Linked DNA regions of Mus musculus: region 2 is linked to region 1. Evidence: chromatin loops called from intact Hi-C (ENCODE). Cell type or tissue: left cerebral cortex. All regions are shown on one strand. Each heading gives the region's core, and the rest is flanking DNA. Links, peaks and the distances in the headings are about the cores only. Region 1 holds the start of Slc2a3 (solute carrier family 2 (facilitated glucose transporter), member 3). Region 2 has its middle 18 kb from the start of Foxj2.

Region 1 (8,414 bases), core at 221-8,220:
ATACAGATACTGCCTATGTCCCCCAACCCCTGCCACAAAACTGTTTCCTGCCAGGCAGCAGCAGGCACCTAAAACATCCATCCATCTTTACTAGTCTTCCTACTTCATTCTCAGGTCCTGACTCAGACAGCAGGGTCAGAACACGGTCAAAAGAATGACCAAGGGCTCAGCGGATAAGAGCACTGACTGCTTTTCCAAAGGTCCTGAGTTCAAATCCCAGCAACCACATGGTGGCTCACAATTACCCATAATGAGATCTGATGCCCTCTTCTGGTGTATTTGAAGACAGCTATGGTGTACTTCTATATAATAATAAATAAATCTTAGGAAAAAAAAGATGTGTACCTACAAGAAAATTAAAAAAAAAAAATCCACATCCTGGATTGTTCCTGGGTGTGATTTTGTGCCTCCGATGCAAACATTTACATTCAATTTATGCTTATTCTTGTTGGATGTCAGAACACAGCTATAGAACCCACTCTGGTCAGTGTGCCCTGCATCTGGACATGGCCTCCTGCCTCGCTTTCATGCTTTCCCAGATATCATCTATAGTACGCACCAGGCAATTGTGTTTAAGTTGGTCTGTCCTGAGGAAGCTCTGAGAAAGGGCTGTGCTGTTAGGTTAATATTTAGTATGCTCTCACTGGTGTTCATTTACATGTTCATCTGAACTCAAACGACCTTCTTTGTCACATCCGTGTATATAAGGTACACACACTGAAAATGAAGTAAGGTTGTGCACAGCAATAGACTATAGGTCTTTCAGGTCCGCAGATCCCTGGTCTCCCAGACACAGAGCTGCCCGGGTCAGCAAAAGTCCACAATCAGAAAACTCTTCCTGCACATGGAGATCCAGGCAAGGGGGGCGACAAGAAACACACCCAATGTCCTCACCCTTAACCACGCACAGAACCACGCTCCTGAGGCGACAAGCAAGCAGCACTTACTCTCTGTAGCTTGGTCTTCCTCCTTTTTGTTAATGAGCAAGAATCTTGGACTCTCAGGGCAAAATGGAAGGGCTGCGCTTTGCAGGATAGCTGGAATGATGGTTAAGCCAAGGAGCCCAGGCCACAGTTCTTCAGAGCCCAGAATAAAGTCCAAACCAAAGATCTTAGATGCAGACAAAGAGAAATGTTTAACCTCAATTGTATTTCTATGCCATAATTGCACCATTAAAAAAAAAAATCACGTATCCTTTTACCATAAATAGGAAAGAGAAAACAAATTGTTTCTATTTCTTTCTGGGCCCTGCCTGTATCATTAGGTACCGTATGAACTACAGTAATATCTGAAACATGTACATATAAATACACAATTGAACACATGCCAGATCTAGATAGAGTGCTTCACGTATGTCAGTTCATTCATGGCGCACAGAGCTAGCTAGCGTCCATTATTATTATAATACATAAAACTGTAAGGGTACCTGAGCTACCAGAATCCCAACAACGATGCCCAGCTGGTTTAGTGTGCCAAATGCACCCCGAAGGGCAGTGGGAGACACCTCTCCAATGTACATAGGCACAAAGCCCGTGCACAGGCCACAGAAAATGCCAATGAGTAAGCGGCCCAGGATCAGCATTTCAACAGACTCCGCTATCTTGGCGAATCCCATAAGGCAGCCCGCAATGATGGCCAGCAAGTTGACTAGAAGCATAGAGTTGCGTCTGCAAGGTTAAAGACAAAGTGGTTAGTAACGCGCGCGCGAGAGAGATCCCCTGTCTGTCTCTCCTCATCCTTTTGCTCTTCTGAAGCCTCCGTAGATGTCAATCTCTTTCCTTTTTGCTGCTGTGGGCTTGTGGACTTGAGGGACCCTCCTCACCACTTCGCTATACCTTAGGGTTTCTTTTTATTCTGTACTGTGTTTGTGTTTGAGTGTCCAGGTGCCAGTGTGCCACAGGGCACATGTGGAGTTCAGAGGACAACCTTTGTGGCTGGCTGGAGTTGGTTCTCTTTCCACTTTTATGTGGATCCCGAGGACTTACACACCTCAGGTCATCGGCTTCATGACACAGGCTTCTCCGTACTGAGCTACCGTGCCAGCCCCATTTTATCACATTTCATTACAGAACTCATACTGCAAAGACGGTCGGATATTTAGGACAATTTTTTTTAATCCTTTCCTGAATCCTCAAAAGGTCTGTGTCAAGTAGTTAAGGGCTAGTTAGTACTAATCAGTACTGAAACTGGTGTGACTAATGCTTTATAAGCTAAGCTGGCAGCAGAGCCACTGACACAGCTGAGACAGAAGAGACTAGCCCTGAGAACCTTCAGTGGCTGAGGGGCCTTGGGATTCTGGCGGTAAAAGGTCCCGCTGTGCAGCCCAGGTTAGCCCCAAACCTGCTTGGCCTCCTGAGCACCACCATGCCCAGCGGACCTGTGAGATTCTTTGCTCAAATAGACTAATAAACTATAAAGGGAGCTGGGAAAATGTCGACACATAGTTCCCATGCCCTAGGGACCCACTTAATTGTCTCAGAGTACGAGGTATCCCTGGGACTCCTGAGTGTGCAGCCAAGATGCACAAATACCATTAAGAGGGGAAAAAAATTTAAAACTCTTAAGTTAAAATTTAAAAAGTTACGACAAGTTGTGGTCCCAGCACTCCCGAGGCAGAGGCAGATTGATCTCTGAGTTCAAGGCCAGCCTGGTCTAAGGACAGCCATGGCTACAAAAAACCTTGTCTTAACAAAAACAAAACCCCCCAAAAAACAAAACAAACAAATGAAAACAAACAAACAAACAAACAAACAAAAAACCCAAAACACCTCTTTTTCCATTCTCTTCTTTAGTGAGGTTCTTTGTCTAAAGGGAAAAAGTCACTGGAGTCTGAGTCATGAGACACCATTAAAAATACCAAAATAGTGGGCTGGAGAGATGGCTCGGTGGTTAAGAGCACTGACTGCTCTTTCAGAGGTCCTCCTGAGTTCAGTTCTCAGCAATCACATGGTGACTCACAACCAACTGTAATGGGGTCTGATGCCCTCTTCTGCTGTGTCTTAAGACAGCTGCAGTGTACTCATAAAGTAAATAAATTTAAAAACATAAAAACAAAATAACAGATAAGCATTATCCAATAATAGGTTTGCTTTACTAATTACCATGATTTCAATTTACATGTCTAGAATATATAAATTTAACTTTTTAAGATAACGAAGTTTTTCACTTTAATTGTGTTTGCGTGTGGCAAGATGTATATTCCACAGAGAGCATGTGCTATATTGTTTGTGGAGGTCATCAGAGTTCAACTCATGTAGGTAGGTTCTTTCCTTCTACCTGTGGATTCCAGGCTGGCCCCAACCCATAATCCCCGTGCCTGAGTCTCTGGGGTGCTAGCATTGTGTGTTTGCGCTGTCTTGCCCGGCTGAGTATCTTATGTGACTTTGACTCCATTACCAGTCATCTCTGGAAGCATATGACCCTTAAGACATGGTACTATATCAATCAATGTCTCTTTGGGGAGGGAAATCAAGTTATTTAGCCATCATTTACATTTTCCACATGGCAAGGGCTGCAGAAAGTATTTATTTATTTATTTTTTAAAAGGCGTGCGCCACCACGCCCAGCTAAGATTTATTTATTTTTATTATATGTAAGTACACTGTAGCTGTCTTCAGACACTCCAGAAGAGGGAGTCAGATCTCATTACGGATGGTTGTGAGCCACCATGTGGTTGCTGGGATTTGAACTTCAGACCTTCGGAAGAGCAGTCGAGTGCTCTTACCCACTGAGCCATCTCACCAGCCCGAAAATATTTATTTTATAAAATAATGAAAAGACTTCCAAGAAGTCTCCAAAAATTTCAGAAACAAAAATAACTTCTGGCTGGATGTCATGGCACCCAGGAAGCAGAGGCAGGCGGCTGGACCTCCGAGTTTGATAGAGGCCAGCCTGGTCTACACAGTTAGCCAGTGACTGCCTTGGGGGTGGGGTGGGAGGGAGAAGCAACCTTTGTCCTTAAAAGAAGTTTAAGGAACTCCGTTGCTGACCTCACTCTAGCAAAATTAAACCAGCCTGGGAGCTAAAATGGGAACTTCCGAGAGCAAGGTCTCACATCGCAGCTCTCTAGGCAGGTGGACTAGCTTTCCCCAAGGATAACCCAACACGTTCCCACACAGCATTATCCCCCTGACCCGATGTGCTCTGCTGTCTTTCGGGTAACCAGTGCAGGCAGACTCCTGGCCCAGTGTCTGCTCAGTACCTGCCAAAGCGGTTGACAAAGAGTCCAACAGAAAAAGAGCCAATCATGCCACCAACAGAGAAGATGGCCACACATAAGGACCAGAGGGCAGTCAGCAGTCCCTCACTTGGTAGGTCTTCTAACCGCTCTTCCAAAGTGTAGTTAAGAAAGTCCTTTAGGATCTGCACGAAAAAATGCACAGTGTGAGGACAGACCATTAAATCTCGATGAGAGTAGTAGGCAAATCCTAGGGTGGCTTCCTTAGAGGCCAGGATCAGGAGGGAGGAAAGGCACGTGCTTTGAAAAGGGCATCACCCTAAACGTCCAGTAGGTGGCAGCACAGATGTTCAAAGGGGCACCCCACCCAGTCACGACTTCCCACGTTCTTAGGAATCCCTAAAGAATAATATAGGAAAAGGATCACAACTCGGTGAGGGGGCAGAGCCTGAGGAGCAAAGAGCTTGCCTTAGCTTCTTCCACAGTGTGCTAGCCCTCCCCCACCTTAGCCAGGCATCTTAAAGTCCCAGTCCTACTTAAAACTCAGTTTGCAATCCCTTTTCATTTCGGCACACTCACTGTCTCAGGTGCATTGATGACTCCAGTGTTGTAGCCAAACTGGAAAGAGCCGATCGTGGCAACAGTCACGGCGAACACCAGAGATGGGGTCACCTGGAGAGCAAGCAGACAAGGGGAAATGCTTACACACTTTGACCAGTGACATTCTTTCCCTTCCCAAGGATGCCTGCTTGGAGTCCATCTTAAGGCATTTCTCCTGCCTTTGCTTAGAATGCCAGGATTTCAGGCGCATTTGGAGAGAAAGACCTAAAAAGGAATTTAAGTCAATTCTCTTGGCCTCATCTACATAGCTAGTACCAGGCCAGCCAGGCTACACAGTGAGACCCTGTCTCAAAAAACAAAAACAAAAAAAAAAAAAAACCGAAAAGCAAAAACAAGACCATTTCACCAGCCGGACTAGGGTGGTGAACAACTGTAATCCTAGAACCCTAGGATCCTGAGTTCAAAGTCCGCCTGAACTAAATTTCTCAAAAAGAAAAGGCAACCAAAAACGTCACCAGATAGACACAGGTATCTGACTGCCCTAGGGAACGGTGAATGCAGGGTTGTGGAATACTATCGGTGAGTTCATGGCTAGTCCAGGCTTACAGTGAGATCTTGTCTCAAAACATAAAACATAACAGACCCAAACCCCTCAAAGCATAGAGGGCAGAACCAGACTCCATGTGGGTCCACCACGCCTCACAGACTGTAGAGGCCAGAACAGGAGCAGGAAGGAGCAGCCACACCAGCATGGTAGATGGCAGGTGACCCCCTTCTCCCCCCGCACCACCCCCCCCCCGACCCCCAAGCACCGGAACTAACCGTGTGAATTCCTTTTTCTCCTCTCCCACCACCTGTTTCTCTCTCATCTCCTCTTCCTCTCTTTGAGAGGAGGTCCCACGCTCTGTACTCCAAGCTAACCTCAAGTCAGCTCCTCACTTCTCCTGCTTCAGCCTCTCAGGTTTGGAGTCACAGGTGCGAGGTGCTATGCTCAGATTTTTATTTTTCTTATCTCTAGACTACCCAACCCACCAGCAACATCCTGGGCCCTCTTGAGAGTCTTCCTGTTCTCTAAATATGGTACCATTCTCCGCCCAGCTGGCCAGAGCCTCTGCTCATTTTAAACACATTATTAGGAGCCATTTTTAGCAAGGGGGGATCAGGCAGACATCTCCTCACCTTGCTGGGAAATCACTCAAGCAGGCAGGGACATCTCAAAACTGGAGTCTGAGGCCGACCTATTTGGCCTGCTACAACCTCTTCACCTGTCCTTAAGTTCCTCTTAAGGTCACTCCCGGTGGCAGGCTGGGAGCGTCTAGCAGCGAGCTGACCTTCCCGGCAGCCTCCCAGTCTCTCGGTGGTTAAGTGCTGTCCCTTCCAGGCGAAGGCCCTTTCCTTGTTGTAAAACCCTCTTTACAGACATCCCCTCTTTTATCCTGATTTTTTTTTCACGGTCTCTTAATTTACTTAATTTCCAAGTTAATCTTCGTGGAAATGCCCTTTTCCTTACAAATACTGCCTTCCTCCCTCCGCCCACACTAACTCCGATACATCCTGCACTCACAACCATAGTAAGGACAACTGGACTTCCCTCCCCACAGTACCGGGAACCCAAGGACCGATAGCGGGATGCTGAACAGCAAACCCAAGCCAACCCCACGTCCTCTCAAGGTCTAAGCCTTTCCCAAGCCTTCCAGCTGGCTCCGAGACCCCCGCGGCCAAGTCCTACCCTCTTCGCTCTCATCACAGCTACCTCAAACACACCCGAGAGGCAAACAGCTTCTGAGGTGACTTTCACGTGCTAAGAAGGTGTCCGAGAGGATCCTCGTCAGGTAGGAGATGCCTAGAACGCTAACACTAGTATCGAATTGCTTGCTGGAGCTGATAAGAAAAGGCCTCCGTCCGGATGGCTCGGTGACTTAGGAGAAACCGGAGCACGGCGATCCGCACCACGACCTACCTCCGTGAGGACCCCAAACAAGCAAATAAAAACAACCAGCTCTTACCTTCGTTGTCCCCATGGTCCCAACCTAGTTCTCAAGTCTTAAGGTAGATCTAGAGGTATCCAGCCAATGTTCTCGGCAGCAAGTGTTCCTCGGGTCCTACAGAAGCCGCTCTCAGAAGGCTTAAGGACTATCACCGAAAGCATCACAGCCCGAAGCCCAGCCTACCTATTTATAATCTCTGCAAGGGGTGGAGCCTTCAACCTCCCACCCCCCAATCCTTAACCTGTGACCCCAGGAATTCAGTGACCTCTTATCTGATCTTCACCGCTCCACCCCCAGCCCCTGTCCTTTGCAATCAACCACCATCACCCACCCCCTCCTGCTTTTTACCACATCCTCCTCGTGGTTCTTTTTTTTTTCCCCTCAAAGCGCTTCCAAATTCCTTCCCCTTTTCAAGAGCCGACAGCCTTTTTGTTTCACAGAAAAAAATACTAAAACAAAGTTTGGAGGGCGGGCAAATTTGAAGGCAGTCGGGATGGAATCAGTCTAAACGCAGAGTAGAGTCAGTGCTGCTTTTAGTTGAAAGTCATCCAAGGAGCAGGAAGCAGAGAATTGATAATGCGTTTTCATTATAGGCTGGGTGTACTCGCCTTGAAGGAGGGAAAGGCGAGGCAGTCCAAGAAAACGCATCCAGGTGTGAAGGCAGCCTTCTTGACTTGAGGCTCCAAGAAGGATCAAGTGAAGTACACAGCCCCAATTCCTCACCACAGCATACGCCACCCCACCCATTGTGAATTCTGCCTCTCTCAGCTCTGTTTTGAGATTAACAGCATCTAGAAACACAACAAATATCTAATTCAACTTACAGATTTTTGCTGAGTGCATAGCTCTCAAGCGGGAAGAAAAAATTAAGAGCTGGGGTGGAGGTGTCTCGCAGTGGTATAGCACTTGCCGCGGCTCTAGGTTAAACCCCCAGAACAATCAGTCTAGGGTAACTGATTCTCATATAAGAAACGTTTGCTAACATACTATTACCTAGGGATTGTGTGTCTCTCGAAAGACAAACTTGAGACAAGTACTTCACTACCACACTGAAAGAAACCTAAAAAGTTGGGTACGCGAAAGGAGAGCTTACAGAGAGGCCTGCGATGGCCTGCAGGAGGCAGGCACATTTCAGGTGAGCTCCAGAGTGAAGCAGCTGAGCACGTGATAAACGTGTGACACTGAGGCTCTAGGCTCTGACTCCCGGTGCGGGGGAGGGAAGGCGACCCCTCCCCTGAAGAGTGATTTGGTATAGGCTCGAGGAAGGAAAGGCATCTTCAGTCCCTAGCTTTCTGGGCAGAGATCTAGACTGATGGACTGAACTGAAGCAAACCTGGTCCCTTTCTCCTTAAAGGAGGGTCTTTGCCAAATCGGATGCTTGCTGAGAAAACTGAGGTGGAGTGAACCGGACCGCGCAAGAAAATCATCCCCGAGGTTGCACCCCCTTGCTCTCGTCATTTTTCTTTCCTAGAAGCACTGAGTCGGAAGCGCCGTTTAATTACCACAGCAACTGAATCTAGCAGCTAAAGAAATAGTAAAGCCCAAAGGCCAGTGCCTGCCAGTAGAAAGAGAATCCAAGCCACTTGGTGCAACATTCCATTTTCCTGTAGCCACATTAGAAATAATGAAGGTTGTCAAGATGGCTTAGCAGGTAAAGGCACTTGCTGCCAAGTCTGGAGACCTGAGTT
Region 2 (8,414 bases), core at 179-8,178, 62 kb after region 1:
ACCTTGACCCCCAAAATCTCAAAAAAAATGTGGGAACATGTTAAGCCTGTTGACTGAAGCAGTGATGGGCTCTCCTGTCATCATTTATATGTTTTTAATTATCAAGACAAAAGGCGTTCACGAAGGTGGTAAATATGGAGATTATCAACAGTAGCACAACAATTTGATACCAGTCTGACATTAATCTTAATACTCACATTATGTTTGCTGCTCTCCATCTCTCTATTGTAGCAAGACTTGATCCTTCTTCAAATTTCTCTTCAAGGCACAGCTTCCTGTAAATTGCAATTGGTCATTAGTTATTTAGTTATTCATTCTATCTAATTAAGTTTCCTGAAAGAAGAGCTCGTGAGTTATCTCCTAGACAAATGGGCACTGTGACACCGGAGGTGAGTTTTCATACATTCTAATGATACATTAGAATAACTTGGGCTGGAGAGATGGCTCTGTGGGTAAGAACACTGCCTGTTCTTCCAGAGGTTCAATTCCCAGCAACTACATGGTGGCTCACAACCATCTGTAATGGGATCTGGCGCCCTCTTCTGGTGTGTCTGAAGACAGCTACAGTGTACTCATACATAAAATAAATAAATCTTAAAAAAAAAAAAAATTTCTGGGAACCTTGTTCAATCGCCAGAGATTGTGGAGGGGCTAACAAGTGAAGGGTACTGGATGAAGGAAAGAAAAAGATGGTTAAATATGCTAAAAAAAACAAACAAACAAAAAAAACAAAACAAAAAAAACCTCTAGATTTTGAGCCATTACATGTCACCAACTGGCAGTTTCTCCATCTGCAAAATGGACAGGAAGTGAGCTAGGTGACCTTGCTGGCACCAATTCTGCCATTTTCTTCTTTTTTTTATGGTTTATGTTACTTTTTATGTAGATTAGAGTCTTGCCTTTATGTATGCATGTTTACGGTATAGATGCTCAGTGCCCAGGGAGGTCACAAGAAAGTGCAAAGGTGTCAGATCCAGAACCGGAATTACCATGGATGGTTGTGAGCCACCATGGGGTGCTGGGAACTGAACTTAGGTCCTCTGCAAGAGCAGCCAGTGCTCCAACCACTGAGCCGTCTCTCTACCATCACAAATTCTGTAATTTAATACAGCTTATTCATCATGTAAGAATTACAGTATTTGAAGAGTTACAACTGAAGACCTCAGAATACTTAGAGATTTGGCTATGCTTTGATACGACCAATAGTCTGTGATTGGCATCTCTCCCTTGAGAAGCCCATACTCACTCTTAAGTGCATCTTTTTTTCTCTTAACCCTACTGCTTAAAAGTTATATTGAAATCTTTTAAAAATCAAACAAACCCAGCTCTGCTTCAATAGCCTCTTTTCTTGTATAGATGCCTCTACAGTATAGAATAATCCTATAGTATTCTACCACATGGCTGTAATATGTTATTTATCCATTCACTTTTTTTAAAAGATTTATTTATTATATGTAAGTACACTGTAGCTGTCTTCAGACATTCTAGAAGAGGGAGTCAGATATCGTTAAGGATGGTTGTGAGCCACCATGTGGTTGTTGGGATTTGAACTCAGGACCTCTGGAAGAACAAGTCAGTGCTCTTAACCGCTGAGCCATCTTTCCAGCCCCCTCCATTCACTTTTTGTTGATGAACATTTGTGTTGCTTCTAGTTTTCAACGATTGCAAATAAATTTAACTATGAACAACAACAGGTTTAAAGTATCTGAAATAGCCAGTGTCACACTCCTTTAATCCTGCCACTGAGAAGGGTGAGTTCGAGGTCAGCCAGGTCTACATAGAGAATTTCAGGACAGCCAGGACTACACAGTGAGACTCTGTATCTAAAATGACAAAACAGGACATTGGAAAGCATCTGCCTCTTTTCACTCTCACCCTCGTTCAGACCATTTCAGTGAGTAGCAACAGTCAGACATCATGGTTCTGCTTAGGGGGCTGTCAACATCACCATGTCTGCTTTCTCTACCCTCCTTCTCCTGACATGGACAGGTTGCCTTGAAGGCTAGCTGAGATGAAGTAAGTAAAAATACTAGCTTGGGGGGCTGGAGAGATGGCTCAGTGGTTAAGGGCACCAACTGCTCCTCCAGAGGTCCTGAGTTCAAGTCCCAGCAACCACATGGTGGCTCACAACCATCCGTAATGCTCTCTGGTGCATCTGAAGAGAGTAATAGTGGTGCACTTCTATGCATGAAAGAAAGAAAGAAAGAAAGAAAGAAAGAAAGAAAGAAAGAAAGAAAGAAAGAAAGAAAGAGTAGGCTGGAGAGATGGCTCAGCGGGTAAGAACACTGACTACTCTTTTGAAGGTCCTGAGTTCAAATTTCAGCAACCACATGGTGGCTCACAACCATCTGTAATGAGATCTGATGCCCTCTTCTGGAGTGTCTGAAGACAGCTACAGTGTACTTACATATAATAAATAAATCTTTTTTAAAAATTAAAAAAATAAATAATAAATAAATCTTTAAAAATATATACTATCTTGGTTGGAGACTTTGGCCACACCATCTTACCCTCTCATACTTCTTCTTCTTCCTTCCTTTGCTGAACCAGTGTGCATGGCTAGTTAAACAACCTGTCTGGCTTCAGCTTCCCAGGTCCTGGGACTGAGGGCATAGGCTGCCAGTCTGTGACAAAGATCTCTTTGCCTTTTCTAGTCTTTTGATCCCTTCCTCATCTCTTTCTCCTGAGAACTCCCTCTTACCTTCTGTGTCACTCTTATTTTGGAAAAACAAAATAAACACAGAACAGCTCCACGGGGCCCTTCCACTTCAAATAAATATGTTTTTCTTTAAAAGTGAGGTTCTGGGGCTGGAGAGATGGCTCAGTGGTTAAGAGCACTGACTGCTCTTCCGGAGGTCCTGTGTTCAAATCCCAGCAACCACATGGTGGCTCACAACCATCTATAACAAAACCTGATTCCTTCTTCTGGTGTCTGAAGACAGCTACAGTGTACTTACATACAATAAATCTTTTTTTAAAAAAAAAAGTGAGGTTCTGGCACTGGCAAGATAGTTCAGCGGGTGAGGTTGCTTGCTGCTAAGCCTAACAACCTGAATTCGATCTCTGGAACCCAACAAATCCTACAAATTACAGGGAGACCACACACACACACACACACACACACACACACACACACACACACACACACACACGGGTGGGGGTGGGTAATATAGCTGAGCAGGGGAACACTAACCTAGCATGTGGTCAGTCCCCAGTAGTCGTGAAAAAAAAAAAAAAAAAAAAAAAAAAACTAAAGTGATTAACTCACAGAATAGCTCTTTATGCTTATGTATTAAACCGGGAGAAACTAAGACCATTTTGCCCAGTAGCCTTTCATCCTTTCTCAAACACTTAGGGAGTAAGTCACTTACTGAATTACCCACAAATTTGCTAAGAAAAAAAATATCCCTCTGGCTTAAGACCCTAGCAGACATCTTTCATGGCTAACACAATTCCTTCCTCTCCGCGGACCAGTTCCCTCTGTTTGGATTCACTCTGGGTTCACTCTCAGTAGTTCCTCTCAGACAAACCACTTTCTCTACCCCGCACTTGGCAGAACACACAGTTCTGTCCTGATTCCTTCACCCGTTACATTTCCCTTGAGAAGATGTACAGGCCTGTAATTTTAGGTGCTCTGGAGGCTTATGTAAGAGGATCTACAGTTCCAGTCCAGTCGGAGTTACCCGGGGTAGTTCAAGGCCGGAGAGAGCCCCTGTCTCAAAAAGTAACAAGGGAGGGGATGTAGCTCAGTGGTGTAGCTCCTTCCTGGCTTGACCGAGTCGATAGTTTCCGTCCTCACTTACAAAGACTTCCCCGGCTACCATCTACTCATTTGTCTAGGATGTGAGGTCCGGGAGGGCGGGTCTTTTGGCCATGTGCTTGGCCGAGGGCCCTGGGTTCCTGTTAGGATGCTCAGTGAACACCAACAGGGGCGATTCCGAACCACCCTCCACCCACCTCGGCTTCCCGCCTCTCACCCACCATCCCCGCAGCTGCCCGGTGCCGAGCTCCGCCCAACCGCCCGCTTCGCAGCCCGGCTCTGCTCCGGGCGCCGCGCCGGAGTGACAGCACCGCCGCCACCGCCACCGTCGCAGCCGTTAGCCCCGCGCCGTCGCCAGCCCGCTTTCCGTTCGGAAGGGTCCGTTGACGGAGGAAAACGTGCCCGGCGCTCGCTTGCTCGCTCCGTCCACCCTGCACGCTCCACTTACGGCGAAAGCAAGGGTCCCTTCCAGGGCGGCCTGTCGCCTGCGTCCTGCTCCTCACCTGGCCACCAACCGATCAGGCGTAGTCTGGGGTCCCCGAACGTGTCAGCGCCCTGAGGCTTCACGTCCTGGGCCCCGCCATCCTCCGTGCCTCCCTTAAGAGGGAGTTGACATTGCTGCTTTAAGAGATACGGAACCCCCTCGCGCCTCTACTCCCCCAGGAGGGCGCAGAGCGGGTTCCGTGGAAGGAGCTGGTGAGCCCCTTCACAGCCCATGTGTTCCCCTTCGTCTTCAAAAGGACTCCGGTGCGGGTTTGGCGCTTTGGTATCATAAAGGTCTGCTACCCCGCTGGTGTCTTGTCAAGCAGACAACACGGCTAGGTTTGGGAGGCGGAAGGCCAGGCTTGCAGTAACTGCTGGCTCAAGTCAGCAAGATAACGTGACTTTTGAGGAGTGTGGAGGAGCTGGGGCTGGCAGGGTTTTCATAAAGATCAAGAACTGCACCTCTCAAAAAGGGTATTTGCAGTGAACGAACACGCGTGTGCAAAGGTGTGCACGTGAGTAAATCGCTAGGGAACTTCAAATTAAAGCTCCTTATGCCAGTAGGCACACACCGGAAGGCTGAGACAAGGGAGAAGGGAGGGGAAAGAAAGGAATGCCAAGCAAGCATCAGAGAATAGGACAGTCATACATTATTCTGGATTTTTTTTTAAAGATAAGGTCTTTATATAGCTCAGGGTGGCCCCAAACTCGCTGTGTAGTTGAGTCTGTCCTTAAATTCCTGATCATCCTGTAGGGTAAAAGAGCCCAAATCAGGGCCAAGAAAAAGAAGTCCACCAATCTCTGAACAGGAAACCTTACCAAGTCCAAGATCAGGAATTGAAATCCCACCAGTCTCCACCCTAGAAAGCCCCACCCTCCCCCATAATCCCTATATAAACCTTGTTTTCTGCTCACTTCCCTGTAACTTCACTCCTGAGCAGAGGCAGCCTCCCTCCGAGATTATCCCCTCCCAATAAATCTCTTTTTTGGGGTGGGGGGTGGGGTGGGGGTGGACAGGGAGGTTTCGAGACAGGGTTTCTCTGTGTAGCCCTGGCTGTCCTGGAACTCACTCTGTAGACCAGACTGGCCTCAAACTCAGAAATCCACTTGCCTCTGCCTCCCAAGTGCCAGGATTAAAGGTATGCGCCACCACTGCCGGGCTTCCAATATATCTCTTATGTGAAGTTTGTTGTGCAGTGTAACCTTGTGGTAGTCCTTGGCTCCCAATCGCCAGGATACCTTTCAGAGCAGAGTATAACAGTTTTTGCTGGGGAAAACTTCCTCAGCTAGAGCAGAGATGTAACACTTTTTTTGGGAGACCTTCCCCCAGCACAGGAGCAGAACGGTAGTAACTTCTGTAGGAGAAGCCTTGGAGCAGAGCTGTAACACTTATAGGAGAAACCTTTCCTTTTAGAGCTGCAGCAATCCTGAATACCAGGTAACAAGTATGGCCCACCACACTTGGCTTTGGTTTTGCCATTTTATTAAAAAAAAAAAGATTTCTCTCTCTCTCCCCCTCCCCCCTCTCTCCCTCCCTCTCTCCCTTCCTTTCCCTCCTTCTCTCCCTCTCCGTCTCTTCCTGCTTCCCTCCTTCCCTCCCTCTTGTCCTGGAAGAGCACCAAGTGCTTTGAACAGCTGAGCCATGTCTCCAGCTCTGGTTTTGGCTTTTTCTTTGGACAGGGTCTTACTCTGTGCCACAGACTAGCCTTGAACTAGTAGCAATCCTCCTGTCTCAGTCTTAAGTGCTGGCCTCAAACTCAGAACCACCACATATAGTTCATACATTGTTAATGGGTATGTAAATGGATAAATGGGACCCCCCCAAATGTTTGGAAAGCTGGCAATATTTATCGAAACAACATATGTCTACACTATGTCACTCTGATTCTGTTTCACATGTCTATTCATTCATCAGAAATCATACAATTCAAAAAATAGATGTTAGAATATTTGTTACAAGGTCATTGGCTTTTTTTTTTTTTTTTTTTTTTTTTTTTTGAGATAGGGTCTCTCTGTGTATCCTTAGACCAGGCTGGCCTTAATCTCAGAGATCTGCCTGCCTCTACCTCCCTTATGCTGGGATTAAAGGCATGTGCCACCACTGACTGGCTCTTGACTCTTATTTATTAATACATTTATGAGGAGGCATGTGTGGAAGTCAGAAGACATTCTGTGAGAGTTGGTTTTCGCCTTTTACCACAGGGGTTTGGAGTATCAGCCTGGGTCATCAGGCAGGGCAGAAGGTGCCTTTCCCTGCTAAGCTATCGCACAGCCTTAGTTCTTGCCTTCTTGAAAGAACTGAGTTAAGAGACATATACCATTCAATCAGAAGTTCACCTAGCAAAGCAAGCAGGCACTCCGATGAGAGATGGGGGTGGGCTACCACTAAGAACCTCGGAAGAGACTGGAGAACTGGCGGCATCATGGTGGGTACTGCACCATGGCTTCTTTTATGGAGGAAGGTCTAGGAGGAGAGGAGAGGTGGGAAACTGTGGTAGGGATGCAAAGTAGATGAATAAATAAATTTTAAAAGTTTCTATGACTATGAGGTAAGTGACATGCTCACAGGCTGAGGTATCACCCTATGGGGTGTACCTCCCTCACAGTCCCCTAAGAAAGGCCACAAGGCAGGGGGAGTCAAGACTTCACTGTGAACAGCAGTATGAGGCTGAGGTCTTGGAGGTTGGTACACACGTGCTTGAAAGTGCTCTGGTATCTTAGTTCTTGATATGGCAGGAACAGTCCATCTGCAGTTCGAGAATTAACCACAGAGGGGCACTGTGGTCATCAGGGACACAGCTTCCAAGATACAGCCATGGCTTTCTTGCTTATCTCATGTCTAACTGCTTTTTGAGACTTCTCAAGGTCCATCTATGACTCATGGTGCTTTGTCATTTGAGACATTCTAGTTAGCATTATTAATGGTTTTTCGAGATGCGGTTTCTCTGTAACAAGCCCCGGCTGTCCTGGAACTCGCTTTGTAGGCCAGGCTGACAGAGATCCACCTGCCTTTGCCTCTTGAGTGCTGGTATCAAAGGCATGCGCCACCACACCTGGCCTTTGTTATTTATTTTTTTAAATTGAACCTTTATCATGAAACCTGGAGCTAGGGCTGGAGAGATGGCTCAGTGGTTAGAGCACTGGTTGTTGTTCCAGAGGTCCTGAGTTCAATTCCCAGCAACCACATAGTGGCTCACAACCATCTGTAATGAGATCTGATGCCTTGTAGTGTGTTGAAGACAGTGACAGTGTACTTATATATACAAAATCTTTTTTTTTTTAAAGAAATATGCACTACAGTTACTTGGGAGCAAAGAGGGCATAAAATAGCTCCTTCCCCCAAGAATCACATTTATGGTGCTCTTAAATGCTGAGCCATCTCTCTAGCCCTTTTTTTTTTTTTTTTCTAAATAGGGTTTCTCTATGTAGCCCTAGCTGTCCCAGAACTCCATCTGTAGACCAGGCTGGCCTCGAACTCAGAGATCCACCTGCCTTTGCCTCCCAAGTGCTGGGATTAAAGGCGTGCACCATCACTGCCCGGACCTAATTTTTTTAAAAAAGAGATTTATATGAGTGTTTACTTTGCTGTATGTATGAGCACCACATGTATGTCTGGTGACCAAGAAGGCAAGAGGAGGGTGTCAAGATCTTGCACTCCACTCACAGCTAGTTGCTGCCATGAAGCAGACCTCTGCAAGAGGAGCAAGTACTCTGGGCCTCTGAGTCATCTCTGCAGCCCCCTGATTATTTTTGAGACATGGTCTCTCTCATATAGAAAGATGTGGGTGGCCAGGAATTCTCTATGTAGACCAGGTATCCTCAAACTCAGACTTGCCTGCCTCTGCCTCCTGAGTGCTAAGATTAAAAGCATGTGCCACTACATCTGGCTCCCCTAATTTTCCTTTTAAAAAAAAAATTACATTGGGCTGGAGAGATGGCTCAGCAGTTAAGCACACTGACTGTTCTTCTGGACGTCCTGAGTTCAAATCCCAGCAACCATATGGTGGATCACAACCATCCATAATGAGATCGGATGCCCTCTTCTGGTGTGTCTGAAGACAGCTTCAGTGTACTTACATATAATAAAGAAATCTTTTAAAAAAAATTTACAGTTATACGTGTGTGAGTGCCTGAGTACACAGGTCTTATAATATGGGTATGGAGGTCAGAG

Evidence for each region. A loop is a pair of places that touch in the nucleus more often than their neighbours do. Peaks named below come from ENCODE experiments on the same cell type or tissue, not always from the same donor. Only the 100,000 strongest peaks of a DNase experiment are listed, where the experiment ranks them.
Region 2: a loop joins it to region 1, with 4 times the contacts of the local background. A loop is called at or near these places in 5 of 42 quality-filtered maps.

What each region holds. Positions count from the first base shown.
Region 1 is chr6:122,735,632-122,744,045 of GRCm38, forward strand. Slc2a3 (solute carrier family 2 (facilitated glucose transporter), member 3) reads right to left here and starts at 7,114. Exons shown (of 10, transcript NM_011401.4): 1 at 6,745-7,114; 2 at 4,757-4,849; 3 at 4,202-4,362; 4 at 1,427-1,667; 5 at 948-1,110. The coding sequence starts at 6,759. In left cerebral cortex, for the core only: CTCF peaks have their summits at 248 (motif pointing left), 4,499 (motif pointing right) and 7,865 (motif pointing right); DNase peaks (open chromatin) are centred at 4,534, 5,412, 5,782, 6,323 and 3 more places; H3K4me3 peaks cover 2,897 bases; H3K27ac peaks cover 2,532 bases.
Region 2 is chr6:122,797,605-122,806,018 of GRCm38, forward strand. It overlaps a transcript of Slc2a3 not described here. Among named protein-coding and RNA genes, the nearest start is that of Foxj2, 18 kb to the right of the region's middle. In left cerebral cortex, for the core only: CTCF peaks have their summits at 549 (motif pointing left) and 7,012; DNase peaks (open chromatin) are centred at 3,606, 3,852, 4,506 and 7,011; H3K4me3 peaks cover 1,816 bases; H3K27ac peaks cover 1,859 bases.